Linked DNA regions of Homo sapiens: region 1 is linked to region 2. A link is a contact called in ENCODE Hi-C data. All regions are on one chromosome and are shown on one strand. Each heading gives the region's core, a stretch centred on a gene start or an enhancer-like site at or near the end of the contact. The rest is flanking DNA. Distances are from core to core; before and after follow the strand shown.

Region 1 (6,008 bases), core at 2,098-4,597, 310 kb before region 2:
GTATAGGTGGGCTTGGGAGAAAGAGATGAGAAAAATTCTGTTTTGTACATGTGGGGAGATTAGTTCTCATATTAGGTAATATCTGTTCTGTTTGTTTTTTTTGTTTGTTTGTTTTTGTTTTTTTTTAGATAACAGGATTTTGCTGTGCCACTCAGGCCATAGTACAGGATCATAGCCTACTGTAGCCTCAAACTGCTAGGCCCAAGCAATCCTGCCACCTCAGCTTCCTGAATAGCTGGGACTACAGGTGCACGCCACTATAGCCAGCTATTTTTTTTAATTTTTAATTTTGTAGAGACAGGGGTCTTGTTATGTTGCCAAGGCTGGCCTGGAACTCCTGGCTTCATTCAGTCTTCCCGCCTCAGCCTCACAAAGTGCTGGCATTACAGGCTTGAGCCACAGTGCTTGGCCAGGACTTTAAAATTTGTAAATGTATTTTTTTATTGTGAGATATACCAGACATGAACTAGAATGCATGAAACATGTATGTACTATTTAAAGAATGATTATAAACAAACACTAGTGACAAGAAATGGAACATTACCTGTACTTCCAGACATATACCTATTGAGGTTCTTCCCAATCACAGCTCTCCCTCTCACCTCTAGAGATAATCAGTATCCAGATTTTTGTGATAAGCATTTTTTTACTCTTATGTACGGTTTACCAGAAATGTATGTATGTTTAAACAATTTGGTTTTGCTTGTTTTTGAACTTGATATAATTGGAATAATGCTATATGTATTTTTGTACGTATTGTTTTATGAATTGCTTTTATCCCTCAATATTATTTGTGAGATGTATCCACGTTGTATAGAGCATGAGTTCATTTCATTTTCATTGATGTCTGGTATTCTGTAGTATGAATATACTAAAATTTATTTACCTGCTTATGCTGCTATAAGCATTCTTGTACATGTTTTCTTGTACATAAGCATTATTGTATAAGCATTCTTGTACATTATGCTGCTATAAGCATTCTTGTACATGTTTTCTGGTGCGCAAATGCATAAGCTTATCTAGTATATTTGCCCAATATCAGAATTGTCATAGGATTTCCACTGCCCCTAAATTAATGTCAAACTCTTTTCCAACTGGTTGTGCCAGCAGTGTATAAAGTGTCCTGTTGCTTTTTGTTCCCGTTAATACTTGCTGTTATCAGACTTAAAATTTTTGCCATGGGTGTGTAATTATTTTCTTATTGTGGTTTTAATTTTTCATTTCCTTTATTACTAATAAAGTAGGGCATATTTGCATATGTTTATGGCCATTTGGATTTCCTCTTTTGTTAAATATTTTTGCCTGTTTTTCTGTTGAGTTTTTCTTACTACTTAGTAATTTTTTTAAAACACAGTTTGGATCCTTTGTCAGTTATATGTGTTACAAATATCTTCTATTTTGTGGTATGTCTTTTTACTTTCTTTATGGTGTCTTGACACAGACTCAATTTTTCATTTTAATGTGGTTGATTTTTTTCATTATTTCTTTTAGTACTTTTTGTGTTTTGTTTAGGAAAATTTTCCCTAAACAAAAATTGAAGACATTCTCCTATAGAATGTAAAAAAAAGGTTTACAGTTTTTGTCCTTTCACATTTAGGTCTTTAAACTACTTGGAATAGATTTTTTTTTTTTTTTTTTTTTTTGAGACAGGGTCTTGTTCTGTTTCCCTGGCTGAAGTGCAGTGATGCAATCATGGCTCACTGCAGCCTTGACCTCCTGGGCTCAAGTGATCCTCCTGCCTCAGACTCCCAAGTAGCTGAGACCACAAGTGTGTGTCACCATGCCCAGCTAATTTTTTTATTTTTTATTTTATTTGTAGAGATGGAGTCTCACCATGTTTCCCAGTCTGGTCTTGAACTCCTGGGCTCAAGCAGTCCTCCTGCCTCGGCCTCCCAAAATGTTAGGATTATAGTCATATAGTCACTGAGCCTGACCTAGAACTGATTAGATGGAGTCTCACTCTGTCGCTCAGGCTGGAGTGCAGTGGCATGATCTCGGCTCACTGCAACCTCCGCCTCCTGGGTTCAAATGATTCTCCTGCCTCAGCCTCCTGAGTAGCTGGAATTACAGGCGCCCGCCACCATGCCCAGCTAATTTTTGTATTTTTAGTAGAGATGGGGTTTCACTATGTTGGCCAGGCTGGTTTTGAGCTCCTGACCTCAGGTGATCTGCCCACCTCCCAAAGTGCAGAGATTACAGACGTGAGCCACCATGCCCGTCCTAGAACTGATTTTTTGAGTGTAGTGTGAGATACAAAGTAGGGGCCTAATTTCATTTTTTTTTCCTGTATGGATACCCAATTGTTCTAGCTTCATATTTTGAAAAGACTGTCTCTTTTCCACTGATTGAAAAAGCCACTTATGTCATACATCAGAGATCTATATATATATTGCTGGGTTTAATTTGGGCTATTTTCATTTTATTCACCTATTTGTCCATCCCTGTACTAGTACCACAGTATCTTCACTCTAGGTCTATGTTAGTTTTTGTAGGGAGACCTCCTGAAACTATTGCTATGGAATAAAAGATGAAATGCTCCTGATTATTGTAAATACAAAATTGCATGCAGGATTTTGTAAAGACAATGCAAGGTTTGGCTGCCAGAATGAGCCAACAGTGCGTGATGTGCTTCTCCCTGCAGAGAGCCTATAAACGGACGTGCAGTCAGGGAGGTTTCACATCACCAAGATTACTATCCCAGAAAAGCAGATGTTCATAGCTCTGGGAATGCAATGCAACCCTTGTGGAGAGCCTATAAATAGACACATGAGGGGCGCTTGTTCATATGGATAAGATAGGGTTATAAACGCCCTTATCTTGCCACGGCTTTTCTGGGTCTCTTTAGGGTTAAGGCATACTCCCTTCTGAGAATTTGTGGTCTAACCGGTTGTTTCACATCCTGTTTCTGTTGATTGTTTGCAACCAGCTTTTGCTGCAAATATTACTGCTGATTAGTATCTTACTAAACATAGGTTATGGATAGACTGTGTTTCTGTTTTAAGGCTCTGTTAGAAATTGCTGACACACACACTATGTTGTAAATTCTTATCTCTGTATACTGTACTTATGCATACCGATGTTACATTAAAGAATTACTTCATCCCCATGTGATCATCTCACCTCATAATCAAATGACCCCCTAAATCCCTCACTAACCTACCCCCGCCCTCACTAAACTTAATAATAAATGCCAGTATATCCAGTGCATTGGCGGCATCACAGGACCAGAAGGCGGTGACGCCCTGGACCCAGCTTTCACTATTTTGTGTGTGTCTTTTATTTCTCGACCTGCCGATCCACCTGGGAACAAAGAAAGAGCCCCGTTGCATTGCGGGCTGCTGGCCAGATCCCACGATAAGTCTTAAGATGAGGTGGGGCAAGTTCTTCTTTTTTTTTCAAGAGTGTCTTGGTTATCTTAATATTTTATATTTCTTTCTTTTTTTCCTGAAGAGTTGGGTTTATTTCAATAGTAAATTTGAAACTCTTGACTTAAGTGAAAGTACTCTAGTAATTATATCAGGAATAGACAATTTCCTACACTGTCAAATATATGAAAGTTCCTTTTGTACGTTCTTCAACACTGATCAACAAGCAGTTTCAGTCCACATTTGCTTTGATCTGTCACTGAGTTAACCCAAGCTGCTTCTTCAGAGATTCTGGCATCTTGGGGGAGGGCAAGGGAGGCTGAAGTAGACCTTCACAGAATCATAGATAAACTACTGTAGTGCAGTCAGAGTACCAGTCATAATGATACAGACAAACATTCCCTTCCATACACCTTTAAATCCAAGTCTCTGGAGGACTTGAGAAGCACTGCTACCTTTTTCTTTATTCAACACAGATACCACAGAATCATCAGGGTGAGAAACAATTGCACAAAACACTCCAGGTATGTAACCTGCTACAAATGTTACAACCAGCTCCTCTGTCTTTGAACATTCACCACAGGGCTTCCGAACCACAAACTTGTACAATGCTTCAACAGTACCTTAAAAGCAGGCAAACTTCATCATGGCATATGCTATCTGTCTCATCCAGAGAGGAGCAACCCCTTTGTAGAATGTTTTTAGGCCTTCTTCCTTATACATCTTGGGAGCTGCATCCCTCAAAGTCTTGGTCTAACCTGGTTGGGTTTGAATTTGAACCTTAGCAGCTTCCATAGGGCAATTACAGCAAAGAATTCAGCACTGGCAGAGGCAGCCAAATACAGTGATGTGCACCAGAGATAACATGCTCTGGGAGTATGTTGCTATACAAGACTTTAAAGACTTCATAAAAGCCAAACTTGCAGAACACCTGCATGGAGTGGCCAATGAAAGTCAGAGCCTGTCCTTTAGCCAAAGAATGAACACCATCCTCCTTAAGTGTAACTGAGAATCCATTAAATATGCCCTTCTACTTTTGGGGGTCCACCTGCATACAGCATTTCACTAAACCCAGGGGAATGACCGCAGTGTGTGTCAGACCACAACCTAAGACCCCACGAGAGCCACACAATGCATAATACTTCGTGGAGTCAAATTCACAACTGTACTTTTATAAGGCAGCAGCTGCCAGGTTAAGAGAGCAGTGGGGGGGCCTTGCGGGTCTTGTGGGACCGCTGTGGAGGTCCGTGAGGCCATCGTCCACCAGCTGCAGGTGTGGCACATTGAAGGAGTTCACCCATGCCAGGTGTGCCATGGATGAGAGCTTCTCCCTAAGATGGCAAACACCCCACTGTTACTCCCTTGGATTGTGGCTCACAGGGTGATATTTTGTACTTCCACATCAGATTCAGAGTCAGCTTGTCAAGTTCCACAGGAAAATAGGTTGAGATTTCATTGAGATTGCATTTAATCTTTAGGAGTCCCTCAATAAATGGTTTATAATTTTCTCCATAGGACCAAAACTATTTTTAGATAAGTGGGAATGGGGATGCCAAAAGGAGAAGAATAAGAAGAGACAAATTTCACCAGTGTGGTCAGAAACCGAAAGGCAACACATACAGTTCATTCTGACATTTTTCAGTATTACTGACTTTTTACCCTGACTTTTTATTACTGTAAACGTTTTCATTTTCTTTAAGTCCTCAGCCACATCCCTAAACACTTAGCAGAATACCTCATTTCTTATATTTAGAAGATGTTTGGCTCATGCCTGTGATCCCAGCACTTTGGGAGGCCGAGGAGGGTGGATCACAAGGTCAGGAGATCGAGACCGTCCTGGCTAACACGGTGAAACCCCATCTCTACTAAAAATACAAAAAATTAGCCAGGCGTGGTGCTGGGCGCCTGTAGTCCCAGCTACTTGAGAGGCTGAGGCAGGAGAATGGTGTGAACCCAGGAGGCAGAGCTTGCAATGAGCCGAGATCGTGCCACTGCACTCTAGCCTGGGCGACAGAGCGAAACTCTGTCTCCAAAAAAAAAAAAAAAAAGTAGAAGATGTTGCCTGTGCCACTAAAGCACTCTCAATTGTCTCCTTGTGGTACATCTCCACCACAAAATTTCTCATCTTTCCACTCTTTTTTTAACCCTATACCTAAGAAAGGAGTGTCCCTGTGAGTAAGAAGGTTCAGTACTAATCTATCCATGAGTACTCTGATTCCAGAACAGTTGGGATAACTGTGGTTATAGTGGTTATAGATTCCTTCCTATCTGTAGTCTTCCCTTGCATTGCCCACAATCAACCAATGGCAGAGGCCCCAGAAAAATGATGTCAGTTTCCTACTAGAAACATAAAATGTAAGAACTGTTACATTGTTAACATTCTCCTAGCTACATCACATATGAAATGAGGATTTTATTACTTTGACAGATAAGACCACTTTTTTATCTGAGCTTCTGTGACCTGCTCCTGGGACTTTGCTGGCTCACGGAGACACTTCTCTATGGAGCTTCAGTAGCAAATAAGGACATCATCTGCTATAACCTACAAGCAGTTGGACAGGTGAGTGCTACAAGACTGTCACTGCACCTTGCAAGAAAGGCACACTCAGATCTAGATAGAAACAAAGATGATTCACCTTGGGA
Region 2 (5,772 bases), core at 2,984-5,483:
ATATATAAGTGAATTTCATGTTTAGCCTTGGGTCCCAACCCCAAGATATCTCATTATATATACGCAGATATATCAAAATCCAAAATCTGAACTACTTCTGGTTCCAAACATTTGGGACAAGGGATACTCAACCTCTATAAGCACCTAGAGAAAGGACTCTTAAGTGGTAAATCTTGAATATAATGTGTTTCTCATCTATAGTCAGCCCTCTGTATTTGTGAGTTCCACATCTGCAGATTCAGCCAACTACAATAGAAAATATTCGAAGTAAGGCCGGGTGCAGTGGCTCACGCCTGTAATCCCAGCACTCTGGGAGGCCGAGGCGGGCGGATCACAAAGTCAGGAGATTGAGACCATCCTGGCTAACACGGTGAAACCCCATCTCTACTAAAAATACAAAAAATTAGCCGGGCGTGGTGGTGGGCACCTGTAGTCCCAGCTACTCAAGAGGCTGAGGCAGGAGAATGGTGTGAACTGGGGAGGCGGAGCTTGCAGTGAGCCGAGATGGTGCCACTGGACTCCAGCCTGGGCAACAGAGTGAGACTCCATCTCAAAAAAAAAAAAAGAAGAAAATATTTGAAGTAAAACAAAACAAAACAAACACACACAGTAAGGGCACAGTAACTGACGCCTGTAATCCCAGAACTTTGGGATGCTAATGTAGGCGGATCACCTGAGGTCGAGAGTTCGAGACCAACCTGGTCAACATTGTGAAGCCCCGTCTCTACTAAAAACACAGAAAAAAAATTAGCCAGGCGTGGTGGCGCACACCTGTAATCCCAGATACTCGGGAGGCTGGGACATGAGAATCACTTGAACCAGGGAAGTGGAGGTTGCAGTGAACCAAGATTGCACCACTGCACTCCACATTCCAGCCGGGGTTATAGAGTGAGACTCCATCTCAAAAACAAACAAAAACCAACAAAAATAACAACACAACAATAAAAAATGCAAACAAAAAATACAGGTTAACAACTATTTATTTACACAGTACTTACACTGTTTTAGGTATACATACATATATATGCATGTATATATATTTATATATTTTGATATGGATATGATTTGATATATATATTAAATATATATATTTTTTGATATGGAGTCTCCCTCTGTCACCAGGCTGGAATGCGGTGGCATGATCAGAGCTCACTGCAACCTCCACCTCCTGGGTTCAAGCGATTCTCCTGCCTCAGCCTCCCGAGTAGCTGGGATTACAGGTGCGTGCCACCACGCCTGGCTAATTTTTGTGTTTTTACTGGAGACAGGATTTCACCATGTTGGCCAGAATGGTCTCGATCTCTTGACCTCATTATCCACCCACCTTGGCCTCCCTAAGTGCTGGGATTACAGGCGTGAGCCATCGTGCCCAGCCAGTATTATAAGCAATCTAGGGATTACTTAACTCATATCTTGCTTGCCCTGAGAATACTGTGCTGGCAGCGAGCTGCACTTTTTTTGCTTTCTTTTTTTTGTTTTGTTTTGAGACGGAGTCTTGCTCTGTCGCCCAGGCTGGAGTGCAATGGTGTGATCTCGGCTCACTGCAACCGCCTCCCAGGTTCAAGCTATTCTCTTGCCTCAGCCTCCCGAGTAGCTGAGACTACAGGCGCTCGCCACCACATCCAGCTAATTTTTTGTATTTTTATAGTGGAGACGGGTGTTAACCATGTTGGCCAGGCTGGTCTCGAACTCCTGACCTCAAGTGATCCACCGGCCTCGGCCTCCCAAAGTGCTGGGATTGCAGGCGTGAGCCACCACACCAAGTCAAGTACTTTTTTTTTCTAAATGGGAAATGGGTTAAAGCATATAGGAGGGTGTACATAGGTTATAAACAAATGCTACACCATTGTATATCAGGAACTTGAGCATCCACAGATTTTGGCATCTGCAGGGGGTCCTGCACCCATCTGCTGAGGATACCACCATGCAACGACAGTAATTGGAAATTTGCTGAATTTGGGGGCAATATTTGAAACTAAAAATGTCAAGGTTCATTTGCATTTTCAGTTTTACTTAACGTTCCTATGCCAAGGCCAATGTTTATGATAGAAAGAGAAATTTACTTACACACTTGTATATTTTGTGTGAGGGCTTAGTAGAGACGAAAAATGCCTTTGGGGGGGCCGGGCGCGGTGGCTCACGCCTGTCATCCCAGCACTTTGGGAGGCCGAAGTGGGCGGATCACAAGGTCAGGAGTTCGAGACAAGTCTGACCAACATGGTGAAACCCTATCTCTAAAAAAAAATACAAAAATCAGCTGGGTGCAGTGCTGTGTGCCTGTAGTCCCAGCTACTTGGGAGACTGAGGCAGGAAGCTTGAACCCAGGAAGCCGAGGTTGCAGTGAGCCGAGATGGCACCACTGCACTCCAGCCTGGGCGACAGAGTGAGACTCCGTCTCAAAATACAAAAAAAAAAAAAGGTTTGTTTGGTAAAGAGATAAAGAATGTTCGTTCTGGATTCAGATTGCCTGAATTTCAGTTCCAGCTCTGCCACTACTACCTGTGAAATCCTGAGCCAGTTACTCTTCCTCCAAGCCTCAGGTTACTCCTCTGTAGAACAGGGACATAGTACCAGTTTCATAAAGTTGTTGTGACCATTGCATGACACAAGGTATATGAAACACTCAAATTAGTACCTGGCACATGTTGAAATGTTATCTACTATAGTAATATACTAAAAAAGTTCACAAGAGGTCTCATAGGTTTTATGCATACAGTATGTGTGTATGGTTTATGCACTTTCACATAACCCTGTGATTCTTCAACAGGGTTATGTTTTCTAACCCCAAGGAGACATCTGGAAAGGTCCAGAGACATTATTGGTTGTCACCACCTGGGGAGAGGTGCTACTGACATCTAGTGGGTCAGGCCAGGGATGTTTCTAAACACTCTACAATGCTCAGGACACCCCGCCCCCTTGCCAAAAACAAAAAAGAATAATCAGGACCCAAAATGTTAATAGTGCAGAGTTGAGAAACCCTGATTTAAACAGGGCATATGGAAACGTATTTCATAGGATGTAGTCACAAGATCTATATACGCATGTATCTTGTGGTCATGTCATAGTCCAGATACACACACATCTAGAACGCACTATGTCCACACACACACACATCTAGAATGTACTATGTACTTACATATGTATCATTATACAATGTACCTAGAGTAGCATCCTGTCATGTATGTGTCCCATATGCATTGATTGTGTCAGTATCTACATACAAAAGCCACTCTGACATACTGGAAAGAATGCTGAGCCTCAGAAAAGCTAATGTTATCTCCATATACATAATTCCATTTCATCCTCACAACTGCATGAGGACATGATATCATGCCAACTTTATGCAATGACTATACTAGTTCAAGACTGCACAACTGCTGATGTAGGTCAACCTCATAGTACGGACAGGAACTGTGTTTATCTTATACGCCAACGTATCTCAAGCATCCCAAGGGTGTCTAGACTCTCAGTAAACATTTGTGAAGTGACAGGGTGGGGAGGAGGACCCCGGTCTAACTGCAGCACTATGCTCGTAACCAGCAGATCACCATCTTTTCTCTCTTTTTTTTGAGACGGAGTTTCGCTCTTGTTGCCCAGGCGGGAGTGCACTAGCACTATCTCGACTCACTGCAACCTCCGCCTCCCGGGTTCAAGCGATTCTCCTGTCTCAGCCTCCCAAGTAGCTTGGACTACAGACGCGCGCCACCAAGCCCGGCTAATTTTTTGTATGTTCAGTAGAGACGAGGTTTCACCATGTTGGCCAGGTTGGTCTCGAACTGCTGACCTGAGGTGATTCGCCCGCCTAAGCCTCTGGGCTGGGATTACAGGCGTGAGCCACCGCGCCCAGCCAGATCGCTATCTGAACAGCGATCGACTCTCCACTCTCTACGGCCCCTTAGAAGGAACTTCACCTCTCTGAGCCTCGTTGTACCTATCTGTAAAGTGGGACAGAAACAAAACCATCCAGACTAGGGTTAGAGACAGGAGTCAAACACAACAAAAGGGGCAAAGTTCTGCATAGCAGATAGCTCGGACAATTCGGAGACCTCGCGGAGCCAGGGATCCCGCGCCGTCAGCCGAGGTGGATTAGGACGAGGCCTCTGGAGCAAGCAGAGGTTAACTCGCGACTGTGCGAAAACCTGCAGCTCAGCCTAAGTGTGGCACCCCAGCGCAAGCAATCTCCACGACGTCCTTCCGCTCCGACCTCCTCAAAATTGCGTCCGGAAGAGCAGTGGGTGACCCCTGCCACGCCGCCCAATCGCTGTGCGCGGTCCTGCGCGCATGCGTAAACCGCAGGTCAGCGACGGCGGCCGGGAGGCGGAAGTGGAGGTTGTTGTGGCTCCGAGGGCTGTTCGAGGAGCTGCTGCTGCTGAGGCGGCGGCAACTGCATTGAGGTGGTGGCGGCGCTGCCGGCCCCGGGCCGCTCGGCCTCTCGGCTCGCCTTCCAGCCTCGCCTGAGCCCGCCGGGGCCCGCGCCGGCCAGCGCCTGCCCTATGAGTGTGTCACTGGTTGTTATCCGATTGGAGCTCGCGGAACACTCGCCTGTCCCCGCCGGCTTCGGCTTCAGCGCCGCGGGTGAGTCCCGCGGCCTCGCCGCATTCCCTGTAGCCGGGTCTGGGCCCGGAGGGCTTCCCTTCCCAAAGCACTGGCCCGGGAAAAGCCCGCGGCGAGGGCTGTTGCCCAGGAAGACACGGAGAGGTAATCGGGATCCCTCTCTTTCCCATCCGCCTTTGAGAGGCCTTCCCGTTTGTTATCTCAGGGAAGCCCTGCCCCGAACCTCCCTCCCTGTGCCGTCTGAGGGCATTTAGTTTATACCTGGCGCGTCTCCCTCTCGAGATAGTCGAGTGGTGTGTTTGTCTCACTTGCTTCCCTATGGGCTTCGTAAAGGCAGGGACTGGGTCCCCAGCAACGCTGGACGGTCCCTGGGTTAATTAAATTGTTCCCTTTTGGAACGATATCCATTGAAGTGCCCCCTAACCATAGTCATAACTAAAATTTGGACACTTCCTATATCCCAGCACTGTACTAAGCACCTTTTGTGTATTGTATTCTTTAATTATCTTTGCAACAGCCCTAAGAGGCAGATGGATGTGACATGTACCTCTTACACATTGGGAAACTGAAGCTTAGTGATTAATTGATTTGCCCAAGGTTATCTGTAATGGGTGAAACTGGGATTCTAACTCAGTGAGCTGGACTTGAGTCTGAGCTTTTTACACCATTAACACAAGTGAGGAAGCTCCTTAGTGGGGAATGCAGCTCTGGCTCTGTTCCTTGGTCCTCAGATAATTAACTAACATTCATTCAAGAAATACTTGGCCGGGCGCGGTGGCTCACGCCTGTAATCCTCACACTTTGGGAGGCCGAGGCGGGCGGGTCACCTGAGGTTGAGAGTTCAAGACCAGCCTGGCCAACATGGTGAAACCCTGTCTGTACTAAAAATACAAAAATTAGCTGGGCGTGGTGACAGGTGCCTGTAATCCCAGCTACTGGGGAGGCTGAGGCAGGAGAATCGCTTGAACCCGGGAGGTGGAGGTTGCGGTGAGCCAAGATTGTGGCACTGCACTCCAGCCTGGGCGACAAGAGATAAAGTCCATTTCAAAAAAAAAAACAAAAAAAAAACTTATGCTCATATCTGCTGGAGCCTTCCTTGTGTGCTGAATCAGACAGCGTCTCTGTTTTAATGGCACCAGCAGTATCATGGAGGAAACAGATGAATTAAATAAGTGCAGAATATGTGTAGAATTACAACTGTGGTAAGTGCTGTGAAGG

The links. A loop is a pair of places that touch in the nucleus more often than their neighbours do. Pooled maps may share reads with other maps.
Region 1: a loop to region 2 is called in a pooled map, with 5 times the contacts of the local background. The contact joins the enhancer-like site here to the promoter of ACAD10 in region 2. A Hi-C loop is called at or near these places in 4 of 50 pooled maps.

The regions. Positions count from the first base shown.
Region 1 is chr12:111,991,675-111,997,682 of GRCh38, reverse strand. TMEM116 (transmembrane protein 116) reads left to right here. Exons shown (of 11, transcript NM_001193531.2): 4 at 5,794-5,925. It also overlaps the pseudogene SLC25A3P2. Among named protein-coding and RNA genes, the nearest start is that of TMEM116, 18 kb to the left of the region's middle. RefSeq lists a silencer at 5,424-5,718. Within about 2 kb of position 3,347, at least 3 of the 41 ENCODE cell types and tissues checked have a DNase peak (open chromatin) inside an H3K27ac peak, as active enhancers do.
Region 2 is chr12:111,684,514-111,690,285 of GRCh38, reverse strand. It overlaps ACAD10 (acyl-CoA dehydrogenase family member 10), which reads right to left and starts at 4,233. Exons shown (of 21, transcript NM_025247.6): 1 at 4,047-4,233. BRAP (BRCA1 associated protein) reads left to right here and starts at 4,330. Exons shown (of 12, transcript NM_006768.5): 1 at 4,330-4,575. The coding sequence starts at 4,494. RefSeq lists a silencer at 4,458-4,557 and enhancers at 3,902-4,603, 4,604-5,305, 5,306-5,772.